Linked DNA regions of Homo sapiens: region 2 is linked to region 1. A link is a loop called in an ENCODE intact Hi-C map of the cell type or tissue named here. Cell type or tissue: Caco-2. All regions are shown on one strand. Links, peaks and the distances in the headings refer to the core of each region. The heading gives the core; the rest is flanking DNA. Region 1 overlaps CALML3-AS1 (CALML3 antisense RNA 1). Region 2 overlaps LASTR (lncRNA associated with SART3 regulation of splicing).

What was found. Peaks named below come from ENCODE experiments on the same cell type or tissue, not always from the same donor. Only the 100,000 strongest peaks of a DNase experiment are listed, where the experiment ranks them.
Region 2: it touches region 1 in a loop (2.0-fold over the local background); 3 of 110 quality-filtered maps call a loop at or near these places.

The regions. Positions count from the first base shown.
Region 1 is chr10:5,512,522-5,522,814 of GRCh38, forward strand. CALML3-AS1 (CALML3 antisense RNA 1) reads right to left here. Exons shown (of 3, transcript NR_120497.1): 2 at 9,395-9,608; 3 at 1,723-4,991. Among named protein-coding and RNA genes, the nearest start is that of CALML3, 7.3 kb to the right of the region's middle. In Caco-2, for the core only: no CTCF peak of the experiment used is centred there; DNase peaks (open chromatin) are centred at 3,800 and 5,830.
Region 2 is chr10:5,585,130-5,595,422 of GRCh38, forward strand. It overlaps LASTR (lncRNA associated with SART3 regulation of splicing), which reads right to left. Exons shown (of 2, transcript NR_134491.1): 2 at 9,855-10,293. Among named protein-coding and RNA genes, the nearest start is that of LASTR, 5.8 kb to the right of the region's middle. RefSeq lists enhancers at 1-609, 2,292-3,099, 4,225-4,394. In Caco-2, for the core only: no CTCF peak of the experiment used is centred there; DNase peaks (open chromatin) are centred at 4,343, 5,176 and 6,402.

The sequences.
Region 1 (10,293 bases), core at 966-8,965:
CCTTCCTCGCCGTGGGCACCTGCCACCTTTCCGAGGGCGTCCCCGCGCGGAAGCAGCAAATCCGGCCTTGCGCTGGCTGCAGTGCTCAGTCTCCGGCGAGGGCCTTTCCACCTCCTCCGTGCGCCTTTGGAGATGAGGTCGGAAGCTGTCTGTTCTCCTCATTTTACACATGCAGAAATGGATACACAGAAACACCAAAAGGTTTGGACTGAACCGTGTACCCCTCAAATTCATAGGCTCAAGTCCTGCCTCTCCATGGGATGGTATTTGCAGGGGGTGAGACGGGGTCATGAGGCGTGGGGCCCCATGGAAGTCATCTTACAAATGAAAAGCGTACCCCTAATAACACAAAATAATAGTGACCATTTATGGAGATCTTATGACGTGAGAGGCCTGACCACTCTTTGGAGTCCTCTCGTGTCTTAATTCATGTCACTCTGGTCACCCTCTGACCTGGACGCTGCCATGGCGCCCATTGTACACATGAGGACCTGAGCCATGACAGCTGCGATTTGCATGATGCATATGAAACAGTTGAAAGCAGACGTGGGGAAAGGAAGGAGGCCGGGTGGCCTGGGCTCCTGCCCCTCACCTTCCTTTGCCCCCACGAACCTCTCGAAGGACTTCTGCAGAAACCAAGGGTTTCGAAGAGCAGAGTTTAAAACCACAGCAGTAAATAACTAAGGCAGGGTCTGAAGAAATGATGAAATGGGAGCTGCACTTTGCCGAATCCCTTTGCCTGCTTTAAATCTCTCATCAGGGTACTGAGCCCACGCCCTAAACCCTCCTGCCTTCTCCACACATCCCACGCTTACCCGCAGGCAACCCATTGTCACAGGGAAGCTTGAGCCACATGTGTGGGTACAAACACATGCACACACACGTGCATGCCTTCCTGTATTAAATGCTAAGGTTTTCTTCTGAAGCTTAAACTTCAAAGGCTGGAATTGGGAACAGAAGCTCTTCCTGCTGCTTGGGGAACTCCTTATCCTTCAAAGAAGATCAACTTGTTCTCTGGGAGATAATTATCTTGCCCCTTTGGTTGTGGAGGCTTAAAGTAACAAACTGTCCAACTTAGCTAATCATTGAATGCATCTTGGTATAAAAAGATCTGTAGCATGTGGCTAAGCCCCTCAACGACATCCCCCTAGTACACTTTTTTTTTTTTTTTCGAGACAGAGCCCCACTTGGTCACCCAGCCTGGAGTTTAGAGGCAGCATCTCGGCTGACTGCAATCTCTGTCTCCTAGATTCAAACAATTTTTCTGCCTCAGCCTCCCAAGCAGCTGGGATTACAGGCATGTGCCACCACACCTGGCTTATTTTTAGTAGAGACGGGGTTTAACCATGTTGGCCAGGCTGGTCTTGAACTCCTGACCTCAGGTGATCTGCCCACCTCAGCCTCCCAAAGTGCTAGGATTACAGGCGTGAGCCACAGTGCCCAGCCCATATTTTCTGTCATTTTTTTCAAAACGTCAAGCATCAAGTTTGAAAGGTTCAGTGGATCATGAAGCTATCCCAGAGCGAACCCCCCATTCTTCCTCCCCATCCCCCTGCCCCCTCTCCTCCCTCTGCCTCTGTCCAGACCCTTCACTTGCACCTCTCACCACCCACCACCCCCCAGCACAGGCAGGGGCAGTGAGTGAGCTCACGGTGGGCTGTCGGGGAAAGTTCCAATCGCTGCATATTTCACAAGAAATAGCCCTTTTCCCAGGAAAGTAATAAGTCCAAGAATAGATTTTTACTATTATTATTTGGCTGCTTTTATCATGAGACCTATTACTGGTCTGCTTTGGTTTAGGGCTGATCCTTTAATCCGGGTTTAATCCCGCTTGCTGTCAGGAACTAAGCACAGGCCACGTTAATGCCTCTTACTCGGCCCTTTGCAAAATGCATCCATGGAGGTGCTCAGCAAGGCTCCAGAGCTGACCTCTGCAGCCGAGGCAGCCGTAGAACTCCACTGTGCTGAGAAGGCAGCTCTTGCACGGCAGGATAGCCTGGGGCTACCTGGTGCAAACTGCAAGACCTGACCAGGATGGTCTCCGTACAATCTCACTGTTTGGCTTGGGGGCCCGTGGTGCAGGTGAGGCCCCCAACCATGCAAGAGGACCGCCTCTACGTGATGGCCAGGCAAGAGGCCGCGCAGGGCCCTGCAGGCTCCGGGAGCATGCTTACATGCCAGCTTTTTACATGATGATCTATCAGATTTCAATTAAACCAATCACTGCTCTGTTCCAGAACAGTGATCTCCTCCCTGAATGTCGACTCCAGCCCTGCCCGGGACACAGCCCTGTGTGAATCTTGATGGGTCACATGAGACAGAACAAAAGTCACCCAAAGAGCTGAGCCAGGCAGCACATCTGGAGGAGGCTTTCAAGAGACAGTGGGAAAGGAAGGCCCAGGGCCCATGCTCCTGCAGAAAATCCCTCCATCTGCGGGGAAGCAGTGAGGCTGACCGAGAAAGGGTGCTTTCACCCCATGGTCAATGGGAGTTGGAGTATAGAGCAAAGCATATCAATTGTCAGGTCAATCCGGGCCTTCGGAAGCAAAAGGAAGCCGCTGTATCTGGTCAATTTCACGAGCAGGACACAGATACCATTGCGGTCCTTACACACGTTTCATCAGCATCTCCAGTAGTTCATGTTCACGTCCTCCATCTCCGTTTGGTTGCTGTTGCACATTGGAGTGTGAACTGCAAAAATCCCCAAAAATCCCAGATCGACAGCATATCTTGTGCAGGCCCTGCAAATCCAGGCACATCTGACAATTTCCAGAAGACTGGAAGGGAGCTGTGATGGAAAGTCGCTGGTAGGAAATTTTGATGCTGGGAACAAAGACCCCAAAGTCCAGTCAGGCAAACAGGCCAGATGAAAAGACGGCCCAAGACAAGAAGTAGCCAAGGAGTTTGCTCTGTGATGGGTTTGCTCTGTGATGAGTTGTGGGGGACACGGGGTGTCCTAGCAGATATTTTTAAATTCTTCCATTTGTGTGTTTCCCAGGTGATCCTACAAGTCATGCGAGGAACACCCTCCCACTAGTGGGTGAAGGTCGAGGTCCTGACGAAGTGCCGCTGGCCATACTCCAGGAGCGGAGCCACTCTTCCAGGCTTCTCCTTCCACCTCTTTCCTGACTCCCCCACATCCTCTCTCCACCTGGCTCCTCCAATCTGCCCTAGTTGGGCTGTCAGCCTAACTTTCAAATTTGGCTTTGAGCCTGGAGTGTCTTTCCGACCTCGACAGGTTCTTTACTAAGGAGAGAAGTCCTCTCTTCCCCTGAGACCTGCTGTCACTTATCACCTCGGCAGTTTCCTGGCCTCTCTCTAAGGAGCCTGCACCAGAGTCCCTGGGTGGTGGCTGTAATAGAAAGCTGGGGGTGAACACTGCGATGTACCAGAGGGCTTGCAGGAAGCTGGATGCGTGAGTCCATGCCTCCTGAGGCCTACACAGCACAAATGGTATGGGGGCAGGTTCTCATTCTTGCAGAGACATGAACAGAAGAGAAGCCTGGTGGTCGATATCCACAGGTGCCAAGGTGTCCTGAGGCGCCGAGCCTTAGCAGCTGCTCCCAGGGGCCAGCATGGAGGTCTCCAGCCACCACCGAGCCACATGGCAAATGAGGACAGTGGGGAAGAAAGAACAGACAACCCAGGCAAATCAAACAGGCACCTGGGCAAGGCCATGTGAGGCATAGCATGGAATTTTTTGAACCAGAACTTGAAGGAAGGATGAGGTTCCAACAATCCTTTCGCCATTGGAGGCAGAGCTGCTCTTTGATGACAACAGGATCCTCCTGTGCTCTGTTTACTTAGCAAATACTGATTAAAGTCGGTGAGGCAGAGGACCTGTCCTATCTAAGGAGGCTTGACGGGGAAAGAAGTCGGAAACGGCCCTGGCTCTTATGAAACTAAGATAGGAAGGAACTAAAAGAGGGGGTAAAACAGAAGTGATGGGAGGAGGCAGAGAGTTAATTAAAAGTGGGTATTCAGGGAAGCCCTCATGAGGAAATGGAATTTGACTTTCAACTGAGTGACAGGGAAGGGTGAGCACTTCAAGGTTGGGGGCAGAGTGTCCAGGCAGACAGGGGACTCATGTGAAGTCACAAAAGTGGGAATCAGAGTAAGGGTGTTGGTCAAGGAGCAGAAAGTAGGCTGGAACATAGTCTTGAGGGGTCAGTGATGGGATCATAGTGAGGAAGGCAGGAAACAGTCGTGGATGGTGAAGAGAAGCCTTTATAGGATTTTGAGTAAGAAAAGACATGCATTGAATATAACACAAATAGGGAGACCACTTATGAGGCCGTTGAATATTCCTGCCTCGAGGTGATGGTGGCTTGGTGCACTGGATGAATAAAGAAACATTTTCAAAGTAGAGATGAATGATTGGTTTAGAAGTGCAAGAGGAAGGGAGGAATTAAATATGACTCCAGGGTTTTGTTCTGAACAATTGAATTGTTTTTTAAAGAGATGGGAAGACCCAGCTACTCAGGAGGCTGAGTTGGGAGGATGGCTTGAGCCCAGGAGGCAGAGGTTGCAGTGAGCCAAGATGGTGCCACTGCACTCCAGCCTGGGCAACAGAGCCAAATTCTGTCTCAAAAAGAGAGAGAGAGAGAGAGAGATGAGAAGACTAGAGGAGGCAGGGATGAAGGCCAAGAAGTCTGCTTGGTTACATTAGCTTGAGATGGTGATTAAACACGCAAATGGAGGTGTTACATTGGCAGCTGCATACATGAGGTGCTTAGCAGAAAAGGTGGAGAGAGATATACGCTACGAACAAGACTGTCTTGATACTTTCCTGCACTGAAAGCCATCTAAGGCAGGGCCAGTCCTGGCTTCTGTTGTCTGTTTTGCAGCTTCTGGACAAGACGGTCAAAAACTGCATTAGTGATGACCACAGAGAAGATGGAAAGGGAGGCTAGCTGTAGGAATCGGAAGATCTAGGTCCCAGTCCAAGTTTTAAACTTGCTAGTTGTCCAACTTTAATTCATATTCATCATCTGTGACATGGAGACATAACACAAAGGATAGTCAGCAAATCCATGTCTTACATTATAAATGTAACCGTGAAACAGTAAAAGAACGAACATAACTAACTCCATTTTTGTTTAAGGGGCCTTTACCCATTCCTGCACAGATGCTAGGATAATTTTAGAGCACCGAGATAATACATAAACACAGAAATCATGTAGTTTTTGAAACTCACTCTGAGATTAAAAGTAAAGCATATAAACAATTAACTATGTGTTGTTAAAGATTTACAGGAGTCCTTGCATGTGTTGTTAAAGATTTACTATGTGTTGAAACTATATATAGTTTCAACACATATATAGTATATATACGTATATATACGTATATATGTGTGTATATATATACATATATATGTGTGTATATATATGTATATATATATAGTTCAAAAACTATAGTTTTTGAAACTCACTCTGAGATTAAAAGTAAAGCATATAAACAATTAACTGTGTTGTTAAAGGTTTACAGCAGGTCCTTGTGACCTCACCAAGGACAAAAAAGTTCCCAAACTCCTCGGACCCTCACGGGCACCCAGATGTCTGCAGTCCTCAATCACCTTTTGATGCTAATCCTCCCTTCTTCCCCATATCCCCCTCCCATAAAAAAAAAAAACAAACCCCGACGAGCCTGAAATTTTTGAGATGGTATAATGGTTTAGAACACTAGCTCACCACCATCTCCTTTATTTGCTGGCTCTCCAGATAAACCTGCTTTTCCTCCCACCAGCACTTGTCTCTTGAGTCCAGCTTTCAAGCGGTGAGCAGCCGAAGCTGGGTTCAGTTACATAAAAGTGCTAATATTTACACTGGGGAGGAAGGAATTTGATGAGCAGGTGTTAGGGCTGGTGGATGGCTTTATCAAGGAAAAGAGAGAGCGTTCAGAACTACTCAGCCACACCCATTCCAGCAGGGACACAGGAATGGAACTGGCTAAAGATTGGAGAATCTTCATATCTTTATATCACCCAGCAGGAGAGGCACATTTAAAAGGACACTTAACAAATTCTTCTTAACAAAGGCTATTACAACACCACTTCATGGGGGGAAAAGCAAATCACCTTGGGCCTTCTGGCTTTAGGGTTTCTAGTTTTCAAAGAAAGCAGCTGCAGTTGGTGTGTGTGGGGGGTGGGGTAGGGGTTCCTTCTATCTGTATCTATTGGATTCTTTGTTAATACTATTCTCTGCAAGGCCAGCACTGTCCCACCACAATTCCAGAGTCCTTACCTGATGCCTGCAGCCCAGGGAATTCTACACCCAGTTCACACTCCTGAGTCCCAGCACCCCAGGCACCTGGCTCTCAAAGCCTGTTCCATGGATCTCTTTGGGAATAGGGTGTCCCAAGACCCTTACTGAGGGCCTGAGAGGTCAAAACTTTTTCACAATAAACCAGTGTTTTTTCCCCTTTTCACTGTGTTGATATTTGCGCTGAGGTCAAAAGCAACAGGGGTAAAACCAGTGCCTTAGCATGAATTAGGAACCCTGTGCTAGGCATCATGACGCTCTCCACTCCACATTGTCTCATTAAACAAACAAACAAACAAAAAAGCTGGTTGCACTTAAAAATATCCTTGGAGCAGCAGAATTATTTTTATTAAATTTCAAAGCTTACTTGTACATTTTTAATAGTCTGCTGATATTGAAGTGTGATGATTGTCATGAGGAAAGCATTGTGTGATTGACTAAATGAGTAGCAAGGTGAGCTTTTTTCATGGAACATCTTTTTTGTTGGAAAGAACAGCGGATGGACAAACCATGATCACTCAGACCTAGTATTTGGCAGACATCTTTTCGAGAATGGATGAAGTGAGCCTGTCACTTCAAGGAAAACAACTGACAGTATTTGTGGCCATTAAAAATTTTTGAGCTTCTGAATGAAAATTGGAATTTTTGAAATTTTGTATTTGTCACCGTGAACTTGAGCCTCTCCAGTACTTAGCAGCTTTTCTAATGAGATTGGTGGTGACATTAATGAATGTGTGTTTTTTTTTTGAGACAGGGTCTCACTCTGTCACCCAGGCTGGAGTTCAATGACATGATCACAGCTCACTGCAGCCTCGATCTCTCTCCCATGCTCAAGCAATCCTCCTCCTGCCTCAGCCTTCCAAGTAGCTGGGACTACAGGCACACACCACCACACCTGGCTAATTTTTCAATTTTTTGTGGAGACGAGATCTCACTATGTTGCCCAGGCTGGTCTTGAACTCTTAGATTCAAGCAATCCTCCCACCTCGGCTTCCTGAAGTGCTGAGATCACAGGTGTGAGCCACCATACCTGACCTAATGAATGGGATTTTTAAATGTTATGTATGTAATTGTTCAACCAGTGAACCAGTATTTTCCAAGTGACCAATGCATGGCATTACAAAACCATGCACAGGTAACAGATCTGTTCAAAGGGCAAAAGAAACCAATGGATTTTCATTTAACAGTATGAAAAGGTCTCTGACATGGTCTCAGATTCCACACTGCAACTCATCTTTCAGAAACTACCACTTGTCAAATTTTGATGTAGTATCAAAGAAGAATATCCACAATTTTTTGACAAGACTATTCAAATGCTCCCTCCTTCCCCAGCTGCATACCTGTGTGAGGCTGGGTAATCATACACTCCAAAACATTTTGCCACAGATTGAGCATAGATGCAGATTTGCTTCTGGAAAGCCAAGCATGAAAGATATTTGCAAAACTACTTTGTAAAACGCTACTCTTCTCCCTATTCCTTGTCTTGGAAAATACTGATTTTTCATTTAAAAATGTTGTTTTTCTTTAACTTTTATTTTAAGTTGAGGGGCACAAGTGCAGGTTTGCTGCGTGGGTAAACTTGTATCATGGGGGTTTGTTGTACAGATTATTTTATCACCCAAGTTTTTTTTTTTTTTTTTTTTGAGATGGAGTCTTGCTCTGTCGCCCAGGCTGGAGTGCAGTGGCACGATCTCTGCTCACTGCAAGCTCCGCCTCCCTGGTTCACGCCATTCTCCTGCCTCAGCCTCCCAAGTAGCTGGGACTACAGGCCCGGCTAATTTTTTGTATTTTTAGTAGAGACGGGGTTTCATTGTGTTAGCCAGGATGGTCTCGATCTCCTGACCTCGTGATCCGCCCGCCTCGGTCTCCCAAAGTGCTGGGATTACAGGCGTGAACCACCGCACCCGGCCTGATCACCCAAGTATTAATGGCTAGTACCATTAGCCATTTCTCCTGATCCTTTCACTCCTCCCACCCTCCACCCTCCAGTAAGCCCCAGTGTGTGTTGTGTTCATGTGTTCTCATCATTTAACTCCCACTTATAAGTGAGAACACGCAGTATCTGGTTCCTGCATTAGTTTGAAAGAATAATGGACTCCAGCTCCATCTCTGTCCCTGCAAAGGACATGATCTCGTTCTTTCTTATGGCTGCATAGTATTCCATGGTGTATACGTACCACACTTTCTTTATCAGTCTATCATTGATGGGCATTTGGTTAATTCTATGACTTTGTTATTATGAACAGTGCTGCAATGAACATACGCGTGCATGTGTCTTTATAATAGAGCAATTTATATTTCTTTGGGTATGTACCCAGTAATGGGATTGCTGAAAAATATGGTTTTATGTGAACAAGTAATGGGTTTATTTCTATTAAGTTATAAATATATAAAAATATACTTAAATATTTAAATATTTCTTGGTTTTAGTTGCAAACACAGTATATATATATATATATATATATCCCACATAAACACAAGCTCTTTGGAGTCCCCAATAATTTTTAAATGTTTAAATGTATCCTGAGACCAAAATAATATCTATTCTGTAGGGAAAGGAGTTGCTATATTGGGGTGAGAGGCTGCAGGGAGAGAGTTAAACAGAAAATAAAAAACATTCCCTCTGTCACAGTTTCCCAACCAGCGAGTTGCAACAGTATGGCCCATCGTAAGGCGGTCCTGGTCCTCTGTGAGTCACTTTGCACTAAGCAACGCTGTTTAAAATTCTGAGTCCTCTTTTTTTTTGAGACAGGGTCTTGCTCTGTCTCCCAGGCTGGAGTGCAGTGGCACGATCTTGGCTCACTGCAACCTCTCCCTCCCTGGTTCAAGTGATTCTTCTGCCTCAGCCTCCCAAGTAGCTGTAGCTGGGATTACAGGCACCACCCACCATGCCTGGCCAATTTTTGTACTTTTAGTAGAGACCTTTAGTAGAGGTTTCACCATGTCAGCCAGGCTGGTCTCGAACTCCTGACCTCAAGTTCAGGCCTGCCTCGGCCTCCCAAAGTGGTAGGATTATGGGTGTGAGCCACTGCACCTGGCACTGAGTCCTCTTTCAGTGTGCCTTTTTGAGAAGGACATTTAGGTAAAAGCTAATGTTTGAGCCACAGAGCCATGACCCAGAAACCAGCAGTTACCTGTTGGCTTCTCATCCTGGTCGTTGGTCAAGTGGGCAGGAGGTATGACCGTATTCCTGTCCTTGTCCATCAGGGCACTGTCTCAGGCCAGGTTTCCCCCTGATGCCATCCGGGGCTCTCCAGAAGACTGTGTCAGCCACATGTCCGAATCCCTTGGTGCTCCTGTCTCCTGTGACTGTCCCTGTATTCCTTCATGAAGAAGTCTCTCCAGCCCCTAGGCAGGGAAAGTAGAAGAAAAATGCTTCATAGCATCTTTTCCACTAGATGGTCACTCTGGCAGTCAAATAGGGGGTGTGGTTATTGGCTATTAATTATTCTGCTTTTCTATACATAATAATAGCTATGCTCACCATAGTCTCATATCTCTGAGAGATATAAAGCTGACAATATTACCAGGCCCTCCACATTACCTAACCTCAGAGAAAGAGAAAGAATATTGGGAGTTCAGTAAGATATGGAATATTTTTTATCAGGGATGGTTTTTGAATCTTCAGTCATTTCCCCTAATAATAGAAATGATATATGGCAAATATAAAACATTTTTAAATGAGCAAAGATACTACATTTATAAGAAAATTAAAAGCACTTATAATCCTATTATCCAAAGTATCCACTATTAAGAGTTTGGTACATGATTATCTAGGCGTTTCTTCTGTGAATGTATATAAATAAACATATATAAATGTTTAATACATGAAATCATATCACATATACAGTTTTCTATCTGCTTTTTAAAAATTTTCCATGGAAACCTTTCCATTGTTATATCCTCATCCTCATTTTAAAGGCTGTGTATTATTTCATGGTGTGGAGGAAATTTCAGGTATTTGTTACTAACCTGCTATTTTTGGGTATTCGGGTGATCTAGAGCGGAGATATTTAAATATTTTTAAAGTGCG
Region 2 (10,293 bases), core at 1,277-9,276, 73 kb after region 1:
GATGAGTTGTTTTTGCCTGGAGGGCCCTGGACTCGGAATGCCTGGCCACCCTCAATACTCTCGAACCTAAACTCCTAGTCACCCTTGTATGGTCAGGCTGTGTCTGGCCACTCCCGACAGGAGGTGAGTAAGAGGGACCAATGACCCTCTCCCCAGAGCAGCCCGAGGCCACATGCACCAGCCCATGGTGCTCCTATGGCCCTTGGAGAGCCCCACTAAGGAAGGGCTGTCCCTCTGCTGGCTGGTCCGTGGGGACCCAGTATTCTGAGGACTCACAGCTGCTGAGGAAACACACTTCCACTACCAGCTTCACACCCAGCACGTGCGGGAGCCGTGGAAAGCCACCACCCTTGTCTCCCTTCCTTAGCTAGGAACCCTCTCTTCTTCTTCACTGGGTCTTGGGAAGACTGGAGAGGGCTTTACCCCCTGAGAATGGAACATTGTATAATCATCTACTTGTTCAGAGGAGAGAAATCCTACTCCAGCTCAATCTCTAGAAGAGATTTCTGTAGGCAGCCCAGCACTTCAGCTCAGACGCCATCGCACGCTGGGACCTTAGCCAAATCCTCTTGTTCTTAATTTCTCCCCATCAACACGAGAGTGTTGATTTCAGGGGAGCCTGGAAACTTCTCCATCCACCCAGACTTGTTGGAGAGGCGACTTGCACAGTGCTTTGCAGAAACACAGGTCTCTGTTTTCAGGAGTTGCTCTCGGGAAGGTGAAGCTGTGATCTTTGAAAGCTTTGTAAAGTTCCCTGCATTTCAGAATCACATTCTTTCCCATTTGCCTTTCCCACAAACCCAAAACAGATTTGGAGCAATGGAAACCATGCTTAGAAAAAAAAACCCTCATGATGGAAAACTGCCAAACCTCATCTTCAAAACTAAATGTGGTCTCATCCCAGTTGTCAAGGCCCAATTTTGTATTTTACTCTTGTATTATTTATTTTGCAAACACTGCAGGTGTGTGACGCCAGATGCTGTTCTAAGAGCTTTGCAAACAGTGACTCATTTCATCCTTATAACAACTCCATAAAGGAGACACTGTTGTTATCTTCATCCTCATTTTTGGAGGGGTAAACTGAGGCATGGTACATGACCCATAAGTAACTAGGGATTTAGACCAGGCAGCAAACTCCAGAGTCCATGGTCTTAACCCACAGTGCTGCCTTTCACTCTGCCATGCTTGCTTGCCTTTTCCATGTAGACTAGAATCTTCTAGAAAGCAGAGATAGTGTCTTCATAAAACATCTGTGAAAGGAAAATACATTTTGGGACCCTAAAATCGCTAATCCAAAGGGAAAAGTCAAGCTGGGAACTGCATCAGGCAAACCTGCCTCCTATTTTATTCGTAAATAAGATCACTACACAGACAAAAATTTACATACCTTGCTCACAATTTACCCACAAGGAAATTCCTCGTGGACAAAGAACAGATGGAACTCAAAGTCATCCCTCTGTTCATATGAGACCAGTGTATATGTGATGGTTTCCTCTGCTCTATTGTCTATGTAAAAACGCAGATTCACTGAGCCAGACTGAGGCATCAGTGATTGTTCCCCTACCCCTCTCTCACATGTAAATTGTGTATTCAGTGAAAGGCTAATTTGAGTTAATCAGAAACTCAAAAGAATGCAACTGTTTGTCTCTTATCTACCTATAACCTGGGAGCCCCCACTTTGAGTTGCCCCACCTTTCTGGACCAAACCAATGTACATCTCACACATATTGATTGATGTCTCATGTCTCCCTAAAATGTATAAAACCAAGCTGAGTCCCAAACACCTTGGGCACCTGTTGTCAGGACCTCCTGAGGCTGTGTCACGGGCATGTCCTTAACCTTGGCAAAATGAACTTTCGAAATGGATTGAGACCTGTCTCAGATACTTTTGGGTTCACACATCTTACAGTGAGTCCTGCAGGCCCCTGACAAATGCCTTGTGATGACGTTGGCAGCTGTTCGCAGCAGCAGCAATGACTGAGAGGTGTCCTTCACCTCCATCTCACTAATTAGACACCACAGCTCTGGGAAGCAGGGGAAACCAGCCATCTCTGCTGGGGCAGCCGCTTCCTACAACCCGCCCAAGTGCCCTGCAAATGACAATGACGGCAGCTCCTGCCCTGAGAAGGGCCTGGGCACGGGAGGGGAACAGTCTCAGGATGCCTGTTCTACTAGGGGAGGGGGCGCAGCTTCCCAGAGGCTCATGGCCTGACTTCTGACCTTCCTGAAACCTGCACCACCGCCCCCTTCCAGCTTCCCTGACTGCAAAACAGCATCTTCTCTTGCATTGTTCTTTGAGGAAATTTGGCAGCAGGCATGGAAAATGTTTCCTCCAGGCCCCCAGCTCAGCACATGAAAGGCAGGCTGCTGTCTGCGGGGCCCCCAGACGCCACTGGATTCCCGGCCAGAACTTGCAGCTCAGGGAGTGGCCCTGTCTCTTTTGTTATGACCCCTCCTCGAGATGCCAAGCTGGCGGGGGAACAACAGCTGGCACTGGCCGGGCTGGCTCTGAGTTCCCCTCTCACAGCTCACCTAGCCTGAGCCCCTGGGACCAGGTGGGGCTGCTCCAGGACCAGGAGCACCTCCGGGGGCTGCAGCCATGTCCTCGGGAATGTCAGAGGCCTGATGCTGGCAGGGGCTTCACTCACACGCCACGCATGGCAGGAGGGGCGAGCGCTCCCCAGGCCTGGCTGTTGTTTATTCCCCTCCTTGCCCCTGTTGGGGGGTTGACTTTGAGCACTGACATCAGAGTTTCATTTCGAGAGACCCTCAGTGTTCACTAGAGCAAGGTCTGCTCTGCAGAATATGACAGCCAGGCGCCCCCTCCTACCGTAGACTTGGGGTCCTCACCCAGGGGCCCTCAGAGACCGGTGGGTGAAGACTGACGTGTGACTCTACTGGAAAAATGACGAGGTGACAGGCACCACCCTCGTGGCTTTGCACTCAGCTAGTAGGCAGCTTCTCTCCAGTGCTGGACTGTTCCTGCATCCCTGTCCAGAAACCAGAGGGCATTTTGAAGGTGACGCAAACACATCATGTCCCACTGGCATTGTGACCTCAGGTACGAGGTTGTGTTTTCACAGCAACCCTGCACAATAGATGGGGTTGGAATTTCATTATGCCCACTGGACAGATGTGAAAACTGAGACCCAGAGAAGCGATCCATCAAAGGGCAGCCACTCTGCCGCTCATTCCAAGTGCTTTTCCCTTTTATGCCCTACCACCAAGTAAGGCCACCCATGTACTGGTGAGGGAAGCGAGGAGGAGAGTCATGAGGAATTCGACAGAATTGCACAGCCCTGAGGGAAAGAACCTCTTTGAATTTGGGGCCCCTTCCCAGCCTTCTGGGACCCCCTGTAGTCAGAATAAAGGCAGGTGTCACCAGCCTCAGTTGTCCCCCAACTCCACTCCACATAGAACCCACCCAGAACTTAGCAAGTACTTCCTCTCTGTCCAGAAGACCCCTCTCCTGTTACTCCCTGTCTGTTTCCTCTGCTAGGCACGGGACGCTTCTAGCCGAGGCCACCTTTCCTAAAGGAGACCCAGGGACATGCAGCCACTGTCAGCCCAGGAGGGTGGACCTGAGGGCTCTTGGGGAGGTGGCTGGGGAAGACCAGGGGCTACCTAAAAATAGGCTTGTGCCCCAGGCTGTTGAGTGACAACCTCTCCCTGGGCACAGCTGGGACTGTGTGACCGAGAAATGGGGGAGTAGGAGCCAGGGAGGCTGAGTGTCCCCAGGGAGCTTAAGCAAAGCTATTTTGAAGCCCATTTATTGGGCAGCCAGGATGGGTCCCACATGCTTTCCTGGTGCCCCTCGGAGGCACTTGGGAATGGGGAGATGATGGAGTTGACAGCTTGGGACAAAGCTGGGTTAGCCAGAGGTAGGAACAAAAGGAACAGCAGAGAAAGCGGAACCGGGAAGGGGGTTGCAATACTGAGAAGCAGGAGGCAGAGCAGGTGGATTTCACTGGAGGCCCTCACCCCACCTGCAGGGCCTCTGGCTGGCTCTGCGGAACCACAAGACACCTCCTGCCACTCAAAGGTTTGGCTGGGAGGAGGTGGGTGGGGAGTGACTTGCTGGTGACCGGTGAGCCCAGTCTCCAGGAGGGCAGGTTCTGCCCGTGCAGAGATGCGCCCGGGTGAGGCACAGGAAGCCCAGGCACCGCTGGTCCTGGAGGCACCATCACCCACATCTGCAGCACTGGTGGGCGGGTCCCCTCCCATTGCCCAATTCCCAGCCCTGCTTCTGGTTTCCAAAGGTTCCTTGACATAGTATTCCACGGAAAACAACCAAGGTGAAAGGTTCTGTCTGCTGCAACCTAACACCTGTAGCAATTCCTGATGGCCCAGCCCCAGCCCGAGGCTCTGATCTGCGGCGGCTGAGGAGTCAGTGCTTTGGGACTCCTGTCAGCCCCCAGTTCATCAGGCATCATCCCAGAGCCTGAGATGTGAGGCCACCTCCTCTGAGCCCTCTCAGCCCTGGTTCCTAGTGGCCTTGTTGTCCCTAAGCCCCACTTAGGGTTGCGAAACTATTAAGTGCATGCACCAGAGCCTCCTATGTGTGAGATACAGTCCTTAACCAAAACAGAATTCTTATCTAGTTAGAGAGAATACGTGAATCAAAAAAATCTATGGCTTTCCAGTGCAACAAACGGTAAGAAGCAAACAGGCGTTGCTGCAATAACAGCAGGGATGGAAGTTCCGGGAAGGGTTATCACAGCCGAGGTTGTTCGGGGCAGGCTTCATTGAGGATTTGGGACATGAATGGAATTTGAGCTTCCCTTCAGCATGGAGAAAGCGTGGAAGCAGAGGTCTGAGGGTGGAAGCAGGCAGGGCTCGTGGGGACCTGATGAAGACGTCTTCCTGGCTGGGTGAACTGTAAGGGGGCGCTGGAGGGATCACAAGGTGGGAGAGGAATTGGGGACAGCCTTGAAGCCCAGGGAAAGAGCTTAGTCTCAATCCTGTGGGTAGTGGGTGAGTCAGAGGTTTTAAAGGGAGGGGGATGGCGGTAGGAACAGCGGTAGGGGTTTTCCAAAGATTAATCTGGATGTAGGGCAGGGTGGACCACAGCTAGAAAGAATAAAGGCAGGAAGTCATCTCCAGGGCCCTGATCTGGCCACAAAGCTGGGCCTCACCCCACAGTTTCCAGACTAGAGAATCTGATCAAGCAAACCCAGGCAGGCCCCTTGTGGCTGATTTAAGCAGTCTCATGAAATGTCGTCTTTGCAAAACGTTCAGTGAGCAGTGGGCTGACACCAGGAATTCCAAATGCTGGTGAGGCAGAAGTTTGGGGGTAAACCGTGGCATCTCACCACTCACTTCCCGAACCTGCTCCAAAGAGACCCAGCATGAAGGAAAAAGGCCCTCAGGGGAGGGAAAAAGAAAATCTCCACCCGGCAGTAGGCAAGCCCCAGCCCCCACCGCGCCCCCCCTCCCTGGAACCCTCCCATTCCTGCCAGTGGGGCTCTCTGGCTGGTTTCGGGGGACCCCACACATGGGAGGGGGCTGCTCTCCCTTAATTGCAACCAACCCCAGGCCTTTTTGATAGGACTCATGAATTTTACCTGAAGTGTAACTGGATGCTATGCTTGATTAGATTTTTCCTGGCTTTCTATACTATCCTATCCTCCTTCTCCCGATCTGGGGGCTCCAGGCCCTCCCTAACTGCCTCCCTTCTCCAAAATGCACCCCTAGTCTCAGACCTCACTGTACTGTTCATCTACTGTCTTACAACTCTGTCCTCGTACTCACCCCAAAAAGTAAGGCAATGACAAAGAGATGGAGTGGAGGGCACTCGAGCAGGAAGCAGAGCCAGAAGCCCTCCCGCTCCAGGGGCCAGGGGGAGGGCGGGGTCAGGAGGGTGAGAAAGCCCAGGAACCCTTCAGACTGGCGGGGTGAGTGCAGCCCCAGCATCCAGACTCAACTCCTCACCCAGGCCCTCCAGGCTGCCCCGCTTTAACGCCTGCTCCTCCCTTCTCCCGCACATGTGTCCCTTCCTGGGGGCTACGCCCTGGTGTTCACATGTCTTTCTTTTTCTCTGTCCTATCTGTCGAGCTTTGCCCAGGATGCTTGGAAGTCTTCATCTTATCATTCCCAGGATCCAGGGAATAATAAGATCCTTATTCCCAGGATCCAGGCATGATGCTGTCTGTGCAGTTCAAGCACAGGTGCATTTTGCATTTACTTTTTGAGGCTTCATATACATGAAGCACTACACTAGGCCATTAGCGCTAACTTAAAGGGGAAGAGAGAATGTGATTGCCACTCTCACGTGGCGCGCTGGAAGGTTCAGGGAGGTGCAGCTGACAAACCAACCAGAGACACTAAGTGCCGCAGGCTGCCCTGCTGGGTGACAGGGCGGCCTGCAGAGGTGGAATGCGCTCTCTGACCCCACAGCCCGCAGGGCCCCAGTTGAGCTCCCAGAGGGCTGCCCGCATCTGTCCCTGTATCTCACGGCGCCCCTCAGGAAGCCCAAGGCAGTGTTCCTGGCATAGATGCGGGGAACCCTCAAGGGTGGGTGCAGTACCTCAGCCTTCCAGGCCCAGGTGCCCCAAGGGCTGGCCTCCTGCAGGGACAATGCTGAGCTGGAGGTCCACACGGCAGGCAGAGGGGTGGCTGGTGTAGCTAAGCCTCCCCAGGAACAAGGAGCCGGGCCTGCTTTCACCTGCTGCTCTCTTTCCTGACAGCTGTGGGAGATGAGTGAGCCGGAGCAGGGCTAGCAGCAAAGGGAAGGCTGCATCAGCCCCCAGCCCAGCCTCTGTGTGGCCTCTGCACGTGCACGCGCACACTACACACACACACACACACAAACACACACCTTGGCAGATGTATCCCTAGAACGTGGCAGAGACTCAGGCTGGAGCCACTTGGTGCAGGGACTCACAACCTCCAAACTCCAGATGCCACCGCTGCTAGGAGCTTATGTCGACTGAGCTTGGACCAATGCTGGTCACAGGATCTTGGACCATGTTCTTGCCTGTTGTACCTCAGAGAAGATCCTTCCCATTCCCTTTCTCCTGTACCCGAGGAAAACCCTAGCCTGCACTTCCCGTCGGGCTTCCTGCTGGGAGCACCTCCAGCCCCCCATTACCCAGCAACAACTTCTCCACGGCCACCCAGGGACACATGTGAACAGGTGATGGAGGCCAGCATGGATTCCCACCCAGCCCCCATGCATGCCTGCTCCTAGGGGTTAGACCCCTGCTTTCCGGAAACTTTCTCTTCCTCGGATATTTGGCAAACTGCCCACCGTGCTTTGAAGTCTTCATCTTATAGATTCTCAGGATCCAGGCACGATGCTATCTGTGCAGTTCAAACACAGCTGCATTTTGCCTTTATTTCTCAGAGCTTAATATACATGAAGCACCAAGCTAGACCATTAGTACTAACTTTACCATTAATGGAAGAGATGGCATGATTCCCACTCTCTCTCAGGTGGTATGTGGGAAGGTTCGGGGAGGCGTGGCCGACAAATGGACCTGAAATATTAAGAGGACAGCACAAGAAAGAGTGTGGCCTGGTGTCCACCATGCTCTTTGGAAGCTCAGTGCCATGGAAGGAGGGGAGGGCCCTTCAGGGCCACGGTGCAGGGAAGTCTGAAAGATTTGAAGGAGGGAGCAACATGGTCCTATGTCAGGAGCTGGTATTAATGCCAGAAATCAAGAGTGTTCTTGATTTAGGAAAAGGAGTACATGGAATTGCCCGGATCACAACGGAGAGGGAGGAGAAGGGAGCTGGCCGTGTCCCCGTCATCACCAGCTGTCATTGGAGGGCAGCTTCCGAGCCCCACTGGTGTCTCAGCTGGGGATGGCAGAAAGCACCCTGCAAGAAGCTGCCAAGCTCTGTCGTTCCTTATGAACCAATTAAACATGATTAAGATTGTGTTCTCATTACCTAAATAATTCATTAACATTTTCAGTAGGAAATTTAGAAAATATAAGTGAGTGAGAATAAAACAGAAATCACGTGTTTTCTCACCCACGGAGACACTGCATCCTTCTAGTCTTTTTTCTACACATAAACATATTTTTGTTAAATTATAATTTGTCAAACGAGGGTATTGATTCAGGGAAAGTTAATATTAGATAGTGCTGTTGCTGTCCATGTTCAAAGGTGGTCTAGTGACAATGATGACTCTTTGGACTGAAAAGAGTCACCGGGCATGGTGGCTCACGCCTGTAATCCCAGCACTTTGGGAGGCTGAGGCGGGCGGATCACGAGGTCAGGAGTTCAAGAGCAGCCTGGCCAACATGGTGAAACCCTGTCTCTACTAAAAAAAATACAAAAATTATCTGGGCGTGGTGGTGGGCACCTGTAATCCCAGCTACTCAGGAGGCTGAGGCAAAAGAATACTTTGAACCTGGGAGGCGGAAGTTGCAGTGAGCCAAGATCGCACCATTGCACTCCAGCATAGATGACAGAGTGAGACTCCGCCTCAAAAAGAAAAAAAAGAAAAGAAAAGAGTCACCCTGCAGGAACAATGGCCATTATCTGTCACACGGCTTTTGGACTTACCATTTGCCTGGATGTCTTTGTGTGAAGAAAGCCAAGTCCCCTACCCACCACCTCCTCATCCCCCACACAATCATCTCCATGCAGTTTCACCTTCGTCTTCCAATACCGCACATCTGTGACACGCTGCGAGCAGTGCTGCACAGAAGCATATTTTAAAAGCTTCCTATAACTTCCCCGCCTCTTGTTTCTTTGGTTCAAGAACAGTTGACCCATGGGGCAGGAAAGTATATAAAAATATCCCTATGGGCTGGGCACGGTGCCTCACGCCTATAATGCCAGCATTTTGGGAGGCCAAGGCGGGAGGATCACCTGAGGTCAGGAGTTCAAGACCAGCCTGGCCAACATGGTGAATCTCCATCTCTCCTAAAAATACAAAAATTAACCGAGTGTGGTGGTGCATGCCTGTAATCTCAGCTGCTTGGGAGGCTGAGGCAGAAGAATCACTGGAAGCCGGGAGGAAGAGGTTTCAGTGAGTCAAGATCATGCCATTGCACTCCAGCCTGGGTGACAAGAGCAAAACTCCAACTCAAAAAATAAAAATATCCCTGTGCACCCAGAGGGGGCCCCGATCTCAGGGAAAGGTTGATCTTGGGAGAGGCAGGGCATAGATTAAAAACAATTGTCTAATGCACGATTAAATACGTTCATGGGCTTGCACAGTGTAAGAGCTCAAGAGAGACTTAGAAATAACAGAGTACCTCCCTCCCTCTGCCTTGCAGACAGGGAAAGTGGTTCCAAAAACAGGCTTTCGAAGCCCCAACATGTTTGTTTCTGAGCCCTCACATGGCTTCTTAGCAGTCTTTGGGCTTTCTAGCTCAGGTGCATACACATCAGACACATTTTCATTGAGCTCACAGGAAATCACTGCAGCTCACACAGCTTCCTCAAAAAGGCAAAAATCACCGGGAGAAAGTCACAAGGTTTAAGAACTTTCTCAGCCCCAAAGGGTTAATGGAGGCTGGCAATGCAGCATGATCCCACCCGGGCTTGGACAGGAAAAGAACTCAGGAGCTGTTTTTCTTCTCCGAAAGCCAATCCCAGTGGAGGCACTGGGGTTTTTAAAACCAAATGTCTCTACAGCTTGAAATGAACGACTGCGTGACCTCAGCCGTCACACACACATGGCCCCTGCTGTTAAACCCTGAGCAGGGCTGGGCTCAGGGCATCCCGTAAATATTCGACGTCTGTGAGGCACATGTGGGAGGAAGAGCTGCCATCAGAAGTGGTTTCAGCTGGAAGGCCAGAGTCTCTCTCTCTCTCTCTGTGTCTGTCTGTCTCTGAAAGTTACCGTCATCTGTTAGCAATTTCCCCACTCCCATTAAAGCCAGACACTGGATCCATTTGCGTTGCTGCAGACCACCATAAGGGATTCATTTTTATTGCTTGGATGTGAGTCTCTGAACCACATCAATTACAGCCCTTTGTGTTACCGACCAGGTAGTATGAATGAGACGATGACAATCTTACTGCAGAATGGTTCACAGATTGTACCGAGATGGAATTCTCCGTTCACTGAGAGCAGAGGAGGGAAAAAAATCTAGATTCTAGGCTACAGAGACAATTCAACTCCCACAAAATGTGAGTGCCTTATCAGTCTCAGCAAAACCTCACTCCTGCAGGTGTGGACAGTTGGGACCTGAAACTCAAGTGGAAGGAGTGATTTCCAAAGCTACAGAAACAAACATAACATGATTGTCATTACTAGCAATCATGCATGAAAAATTGAGTCATTAACCCTGTGGAGATATTTCTAAAACACACATTGGACCCAGACTGGAG